Linked DNA regions of Homo sapiens: region 2 is linked to region 1. Evidence: read pairs that join two places in POLR2A ChIA-PET (ENCODE). Cell type or tissue: MCF 10A. All regions are shown on one strand.

Region 1 (4,000 bases):
CTGGCACTGTTTGAGGTAGCTGAGGAGCCATTTTGGGCCACAGGTTTGGCACACAGAGGCTTTAGCTAAGCAGGCAGGCTGGACACGTGGGCCTCCTCTGTCTTGCTCTTCCTCTCATCTCCTCTTGTGTTCCTGGTTCTCATGGCAGCCGGGCTGCAGTTCCCTTGGCCCTTTCAACTGAAACTGCCTTTCCAGAGGCCACTCACAATCCCACCCCCATTGCTACCTCCAGGGTGGTTCACCTCTGACTTCCTTACAACCCCTCAGCAAGGAAACGCCCGCTTAGGATTTCCCAACTCAGGATTTCTCCTCTTCCTTCCACTCCTGGTTCTTCTCCAAGTCCATGGTTCTTCGCTCTCCCATGGATTCTTCCTTGTCTTTCTTGGTTGACCCTTCCAGCTCTGTCCCTCTCTAGTTCCCTGAGTCCTGGTCCATTTGCAGCTTTAGGGGATACGTCTCTGGAAAGATTCCCAAATATCTGCCTCTGTACTTGAGTTTTATCTTCTTCAGACTCAAGCTGAGCAGTGAGATCTGGATTTAAGACGTAGTTTAAGCTCCTAAACTCTGACCCATGCATTCAGCCACTGCATGGCTGAGTAATGGAGACTCCTTAATCTGCCTTTTTTTTCTCTTTCTTCATTTTGAGATGGAGTCTCACTCTGTCGCCCCAGGCTGGAGTGCAGTGACGCGATCTCAGCTCATTGCAACCTCTGCCTTCCAAGCTCAGCGATTCTCCTGCCTCAGCCTCCCGAGTAGCTGGGATTACAGGTGCCCACCACATGCCTGGCTAATTTTTGTGTTTTTAGAGACGGGGTTTCACCGTGTTGGCCAGGCTGGTCTTGAACTCCTGACTTCTAGTGATCCTCCTGCTCAGCCTCTCAAAGTGCTGGAATTACTGCTGTGAGCCACCACATCTGGCCGAGGCTCCTTAATCTCCACATGCCCCCAAGGGCCCTCGTCTTCCTTTCTCACACCAAAGCAACTTCTCCCTGTGTGTAGGTCAGAAAGGAGCTGACAGAGAGGGAAAAGCTAAATGTGGGCAGGAGGCAGGTAGAAGCACAGCCTCGAGAAGGCTGCAGGAGCAGGGATCATCGCCTAGACCCCGGTGGGGCTGGGGGACCTGAGCTCTGGGAGGCCTCCTGACCTGGGAAAGCAGCAAGGTTCTGCGGTGAAGGCCTTGGCCCAGCCCCGCCTGAGGATGGGCTGGAGGATCAGGATCCCATCTCCGCGATTGATGTGGGTACTTGCAGGACTGGGGTCAGGGGAAGACCATCCAGGGAGATCAGGGTTTGGGCAGACAAGGGAGACTTCACTTGTCCCAGACATCACTCTTTTGCCCTCTTTGGTTCCCTGAGGTGACTAGAGTGGCTTTTTTGTGGGGAGGGTAGGCGTGAGTCCTAGAGGTGCAGCCATAGCCAGGAGGTGGCTGGGCAGAGCAGGCAGGATGAAGTATGCCATTGCCCCCCTGCCAGCCGTGTTCTTCCCTGCCCTCTCTCCCCTGAGGCAGGTGGTTTTCACAAATGGGCTGGCAGTGATTGTAGCCAAGGCGGGGTAGAGAGAAGCAGCCGCGGGGCTGGGCCTTTGAGTGCCACGTGCTGGGGTGTGGTGTGCACACCTGTCCAGTTGGATGGCTTGGACTTCCCCAGGTAGGAACTGGGATCAGGCCCAGGCCTGTCTCAGGGCTTGGAACAGGGCCAGGGACCAGGCAGCTGGCTCCACACAGCTGGCACCCACCTGGCCCAATGCCATCTTGCCCTGTGGCTCTGTTTGCAGGAAGAGCTGGACATCCGCCCAAAGGTATCGTCTCTTCTGGGAAAGCTCGTCAGCTACACCAACCTCACCCAGGGCGCCAAAGAGCATGAGGAGGCCGAGAGTGGGGAGGGCACCCGCCGGAGGGCAGCCGAGGTGAGCTGGTTGGGGCGGCAGAGGGGCCACACCTGGGAAGACAGACACAGCACCATGGAATTGACTGTTTCCCCACATGGTGGTGAGCACACTGGGGGAAGTGGGTGCCAAGCATAGTGAGCAGGGAGGATGGGCACTGAATGCCTTGTCTCAGGAGGCTTTAAGAAGTGACCTAATGAGAATCCCCCCGGGGGGCAGAGGGCCAGGGAGCCCCTCAGGAATGACAGCAGGAGACACAGCTGCCTGTACTCAGCCTTTACTGTGTGCGAGGTACCACACCAGGCCTGGGTTCTCATATGTCATCTGTACAACAAAACCAAGAGGCAGGTGCTTACTATCATCCCCATTTTTCAGACAAGGAAATAGTGTCAGGGACATTAAGGAACTTGTCTAAGGTGACTGAGCTAGACAAGATCAATGTGTAATGCTGGGAGATGGATTCGTAGATTTTATGGGAGACAGATTTGTGGGATATGTAACTATGCAAAATGCCAGATCAGTGACATTGTGTGAGGCTGGCTAAGAGTGTTGCCCTTGGAGCCAGGAACCAGGTTGTCTCTCGGAGGTCATGCAATCCAGAGCAAGTCACAAACCCTCCTGCTGCTCGCAGTGTTGGCCCAAGGCTCTATTGGCAGAAGCCTCCAACAACCCCCTGGGTTCCTTGAGTGCCAGTGTCAGGGGACATGTGTATGTGATCGGAGCCTGATGCTGCCTTGTGGGGCTTTCCTGTCCCACTTTTTGGTCACTAATCCAGTTCTCTGGCCCTTCAGCCCTCTTCTCTTTGGGGTGACTGTTACCTCTTTGCCTAGCTCCTCTGTGTCATTGCGGCTCAGTGTAGCTGAGGGCTGGGGATTTTTCTACATTTTTCATTTGGAGGCTAGGGACCCTCCCTCTCCACACACTGACTCCCTGAGGTTTGGGAAGCAGTGGTGTTTTAAGAGGAGCTGACGTCTGGCACTGGCTGTAGTATTCTCAGAGGTCGGCACAAGCAGAAGGCGCTCCTGGCTGGGATAAGCCAGGCCTGCAGCCTCACACCTGGTCGTGAGATTTGGGCCTTTCTGGGGTGGGGCCAGCAGAGAAGGTAGACCCCACTGAAGCGCGTCTCTCACCTTGCCCTTCAGGGAGGCAAACCAGCCCACACTTCAGAGAGGGCAGCTGATACCTTGAGGTCGCACAGACCTGACCCTGACCCTGTGCAGCCAGGTGTGACTAGATAGCAGAGAACCCTAACTGCGTCTGGCCATGTCTGTCCAGCACTGCAGGGGTGTCTCAACCTCTGAGAGTGCTCTGCCCACAGTGGGTGACAGGATCCTTAGGTCAGAGCCTCATCCTTGTCCCTTCAGGCCAAGCCAGGGAGCTGGTGGCGGGGAGTGAAGAGGCCCCTGAGAACGGCTAGTGCACATCTCAGCAGGAATGTGGGAGGGATGCCTGGGCCAGAGAGAGCCCATCATCCCTTGGCCCAATGGGGAACCCGTGAGGATGCTTAGCTTAGCTATCCAGCTTACCTGGCCACAGGGTAAGGATGGGAGAGGGTGACTGGGTGTCTTAGCTGCAGTAGTTTTTTCATGGAAGAAGGAGGAGCTGGGTCAAGTCTTTAAGGAGTCAGTAGGAAGTTAGGGATCTGGGGCTGCTGAGCTGTGGTCCTCACCCAGGGCAGGCCCGAGCAGGGGCCTCGGAAAAGGAAGGCTTGAAGCAGGAAGGGTGGGCCTCCGACCAGACCATGCCAAGACCCAAAGCAGCCTCTCCCCAGCAGCTGCTCCAGCTCCAGCACCGGCTTGATGACCTTCTGAGGCTGCCAGAGGTTATTTGGGGATGCAGAAAGCATTTCCGGCCCACCCTGCCCTTTCCCACACTGTCCTTTTCTTAGAGTGACTCAGCCTGGGATGGGGGTGGGACTGGGAGCTCTTGCTGTCGCTATTCTGTGGGTGGCATCCTCTGAGAAGGGCTCAGACAAAGCCCAGATGAGGGGGATCCGTCCCCTGCACTGCTCCACGCAGGACAGGTTGAGGAGCCATTTGTTTTTGCTGAGGCTCTTCTGAAGTCCTTTAGGTCGCTCACAGGTCTTGCCCCAGGCCAGGACCCTTCAGGAGGGGCA
Region 2 (4,000 bases), 180 kb before region 1:
TTAAATAAAAGGTCTAGAAAGAAAGGTTAAGTTACTTGGTCAAGGATACAGTAAAATCCAGGATTCAACCAAAACAGTCTGGCTCTAGAGCCCGTATTAGTGACTTAGCCATGATTTATTCCTGTGTGGAGCATGTGGCATAGAAGGCACACTAACCACCAAAGATTTAAGTATAGAGTTCTATATTATACTACAGAATACAGAGTTTTGATGAGGAAAGGCTGCCCAGCCAGGGACTACTTTTCCCAGTACTTCTGCATGTAAGTAGGGCCATGTGACTACTTGTAGCCAAAAAATTGTAAGTGGTGATGATTGATAGTAATTTCCAGGTTAATGTAGTTAAGTATCTTGAGTGCTTTCCATACACCTTCTTCTTTCCCATGGACAGTAGAAGCTGTGCATCAAAGACGACATCAAAAGATGAACGTATCTTGGATTCCTGAGCAACAATTTGAAAGAAAATGCAAAATAAACTTTTAAAAAATTTTTTTGGTCTTAAACCACTGAGAATTGGGGATTATTAGTTACAGTAGTTAGGCTACCATGATTAATCCAAGGAAGGAGAGCTTGAACTATAATAATAGTAAACAAGCATTAAGATTTTTATCAGGGGCCAGGCACGGTGGCTTACACCTGTAATCCCAGCACTTTGGGAGGCTGAGGTGGTGCATTACTTGAGGTCAGGAGTTCGAGACTAGCCTGGCCAACATGACGAAACCCCATCTCTACTAAAAATACAAAAATTAACTGGGTGGGTGTGTTGGTGGGTGCCTGTAATCCTAGCTACTTGGGAGGTTGAGGCAGGAGAATCACTAGATCCCAGCAGGCAGGGGTTGCAGTGAACTGAGATGTGGGCCACTGCACTCTAGCCCGGGCAACAGCACGAGACTCTGTCTCAAAGAAAAAAAAATTTTTTTTTAAAGTAAGAGAAAGAGTATCTGACTTTAAGTCAAAGACTAGGCTTTCTAAAAGAGTTTATTTGGAGAATTAAATGAGATAACGTGAAAGTGTTTTAGAAAATGAAACATACGGCCGGGCACGGTGGCTCACGCCTGTAATCCCAGCACTTTGGGAGGCCGACCGAGGAGGGCGGATCACGAGGTCAGAAGATCGTGACCATCCTGGCTAACACGGTGAAACCCCATCTCTACTAAAAAAATACAAAAAAATTAGCTGGGCGTGGTGGCGGGCACCTGTAGTCCCAGCTACTCGGGAGGCTGAGGCAGGAGAATGGCGTGAACCCAGGAGGCGGAGCTTGCAGTGAGCGGAGATCGAGCCACTGCACTCCGGCCTGGGTGACTGAGCAAGACTGTTTCAAAAAAAAAAAAAAAGAAGGAAAATGAAATATACTAAGAAATTATGAGATAATTACAGTGTAAGAAGTAATATGGTAAAACAGAAAGAGAAACGACAGTCAAAAGACCTGGGCTTAAGACCTCTCTGCCAATTACAACATACATAACCTCAGATCACCTGTAAAATGTACAGTCATGAGCTACATAACAGTGGTTCGGTAAATGACAGACCGTATATAATGGTGGTCCCACAGGTAACAACAGAGCTGAAAAAGTCCTATTGCCTAGTGACATCTTGATGTTCCTGACTCTGTGAAGGCCTGGGCTAATGTGTGTGTTTGTGTCAGCATTTTAAACAAAAAAGTTTTAAAAGTAAATAAAAATAAAAAATAAAAAATTTGAACATAGAAAAATGTTTATGGAATAAGGATATAAAGAAATAAAATATCTTTGTACAGCTGCACAACGTGTCTGTGTTTTAAACTGTTACTACAAAAGACAAAAGATTTTTTTAAAATTCACAACTTATAAAGCGAAAAAGTTAATTATTAAAGAAAAAAATTTTTTATAAACATAGTACAGCCTAAGAGTACTGTGCTTAGAAAGTCTACAGCAGTGTACAGTAATGTCCTAGGCCTTCATATTCATTCACTATTCACTCACTGATTCACCCAGAGCAACTTCCAGTCCTACAAGCTCCATTAATGGTAAGGGCTCTATTCAGGTATACTATTTTTAATATTTTATACCATATTTTCTTAAGTAAATCTTTGTTGTTGTTGTTTTTTAAGAGACAAGCTCTCAACATGTTGCCCAGGCTAATTCTAAATCCTGGACTCAAGCAATCCTCCTGCCTCACCCTCCTAAGTAGCTGGGACTGCAAGCATGGTGCCACTGTGACTGGTTATACCACATATTAGGGTATACCATCTAGGTTTGTATAACTATACTCTATGGTGTTCATACAACAAGGAAATCGCCCAGTGATGCATTTCTCGGAACATATCCCTGGTGTTAAGTGACATATGACTGTACTTGCTTTGCCCTTTTTAAAGAACTTTTGTAAAGATTAAATGTAAACTCTGAGGCCAGGCGTGGTGGCTCACACCTATAATCCTAGCACTTTGAGAAGCCAAGGCAGGTGGATCACTTGAGCCTAGGGGTTCGAAACCAGCCTGCCCAACATGGCAAAACCTTATCTCTACAAAAAATACAAAAAGTAGCCAGGTGTGGTGGTTTGCCCCTGTAGTCCCAGCCACGGGAGAAGTTGAGGTGGAGAGGATCGCTTGAGCCCAGAAAGTGTAGGTTGCAGCGAGCTGACATTGCACTACTGCACTCCAGCATCGGCAACAGAGTGAGACAGTCTCATAAAAGAAAAAAGAAAAAAAAAGTAAACTCTGGGAAAACATTTTGTAAACTACAAAACACTACAAAAAGTAAATTATTACAATTAATAGCAGCACGAACCTACAAAATGCCACTGAAATTAGTAATTTAAGTAGCATTTTGTCTTCAAGCACTTTTTAGACAAATGTTCACAGTAAAGCAAATTCTTTCAAACTATTTTTCTTTCTTTCTTCTTTTTTTTTGAGATGGAATGTTTCACTCTTGTTGCCCAGGCTGGAGTGCAATGACGCGATCTCGGCTCACTGCAACCTCTGCCTCCCGAGTTCAAGTGATACTCTCGCCTTAGCCTCCTGAGTAGCTGGGATTACAGGCATGCACCACCATGCCCAGCTAATTTTTGTATTTTTAGTAGAGTGGGGGTTTCACGGTGTTGCCCAGGCTGGTCTCGAACTCCTGACCTTGGGTGATCCACCTGCCTCGGCCTCCCAAAGTGCTGGGATTACAGGCGTGAGCCACCGCACCCAGCCTAAACTATTTTTCTAAAACCCAAACATTATTTTAAAATATACAGATAATCTATATTAAATCATCTAAAAAAATTCAGAAAATTAAGACCTACAAAAGTCTCTTCCAATTCTAGTAACTGAAAATGAGCATTTTCACCAGGTAATTTCAATAAAAGGTATCGGCTTTAATTAAACAGACAGTTCTTCCATATTTAGATAAGAACTAAAAAGTAAAATAATCTGATTAAATATTCATTAAAGACTATTTTAAATTTATTAAAGATTAGTTTCTCAGCAACAAGTACACAATTCAGTTTCTTTTTTTTTTTTTTTTTTTTTTTTTTGAGACGGAGTCTCGCTGTGTCCCCCAGGTTGGAGTGCAGCGGCGCAATCTCAGCTCACTGCAAGCTCTGCCTCCCGGGTTCACACCATTCTCCTGCCTCAGCCTCCCGAGTAGCTGGGACTACAGGTGCCCACCAACACGCTCGGCTAATTTTTTGTATTTTTAGTAGAAACGGGGTTTCACCGTGTTAGCCAAGATGGTCTCAATCTCCTGACCTTATGATCCGTCCATCTCGGCCTCCCATATTGCTGGGATTACATGCGTGAGCCACCGCGCCCGGCCACAGTTCAGTTTCATTTGAGATTAAATTGCATCTATTTCTCACTTGTGCACTCTGAAGGCACTATGAAGTCCCCCGCCACCAACACAAAGATATCGTGGATGTGTAAAACCCCAAAAAATGAGAACCTGGAGGGAGATTCTTAACAGTGTTACATAATTCTACACTTCCTAACCATAAACGATAAAAAAAAAAGAGACTGTATCAGTCCAATTTAATAATAAAAGAA

The links. ChIA-PET counts read pairs that join two places held together with the same protein. Peaks named below come from ENCODE experiments on the same cell type or tissue, not always from the same donor. Only the 100,000 strongest peaks of a DNase experiment are listed, where the experiment ranks them.
Region 2: POLR2A ChIA-PET joins it to region 1 with 5 read pairs; 3 of 35 experiments call an interaction of 5 or more read pairs at or near these places.

What each region holds. Positions count from the first base shown.
Region 1 is chr16:67,959,480-67,963,479 of GRCh38, reverse strand. It overlaps SLC12A4 (solute carrier family 12 member 4), which reads left to right. Exons shown (of 24, transcript NM_005072.5): 2 at 1-15; 3 at 1,774-1,905. Among named protein-coding and RNA genes, the nearest start is that of SLC12A4, 7.2 kb to the left of the region's middle. RefSeq lists an enhancer at 3,206-4,000. In MCF 10A, no CTCF peak of the experiment used is centred here; DNase peaks (open chromatin) are centred at 1,709 and 3,759.
Region 2 is chr16:68,134,950-68,138,949 of GRCh38, reverse strand. All of the region lies in intron 3 of NFATC3 (nuclear factor of activated T cells 3), which reads right to left. Among named protein-coding and RNA genes, the nearest start is that of NFATC3, 52 kb to the right of the region's middle. In MCF 10A, no CTCF peak of the experiment used is centred here; no DNase peak of the experiment used is centred here.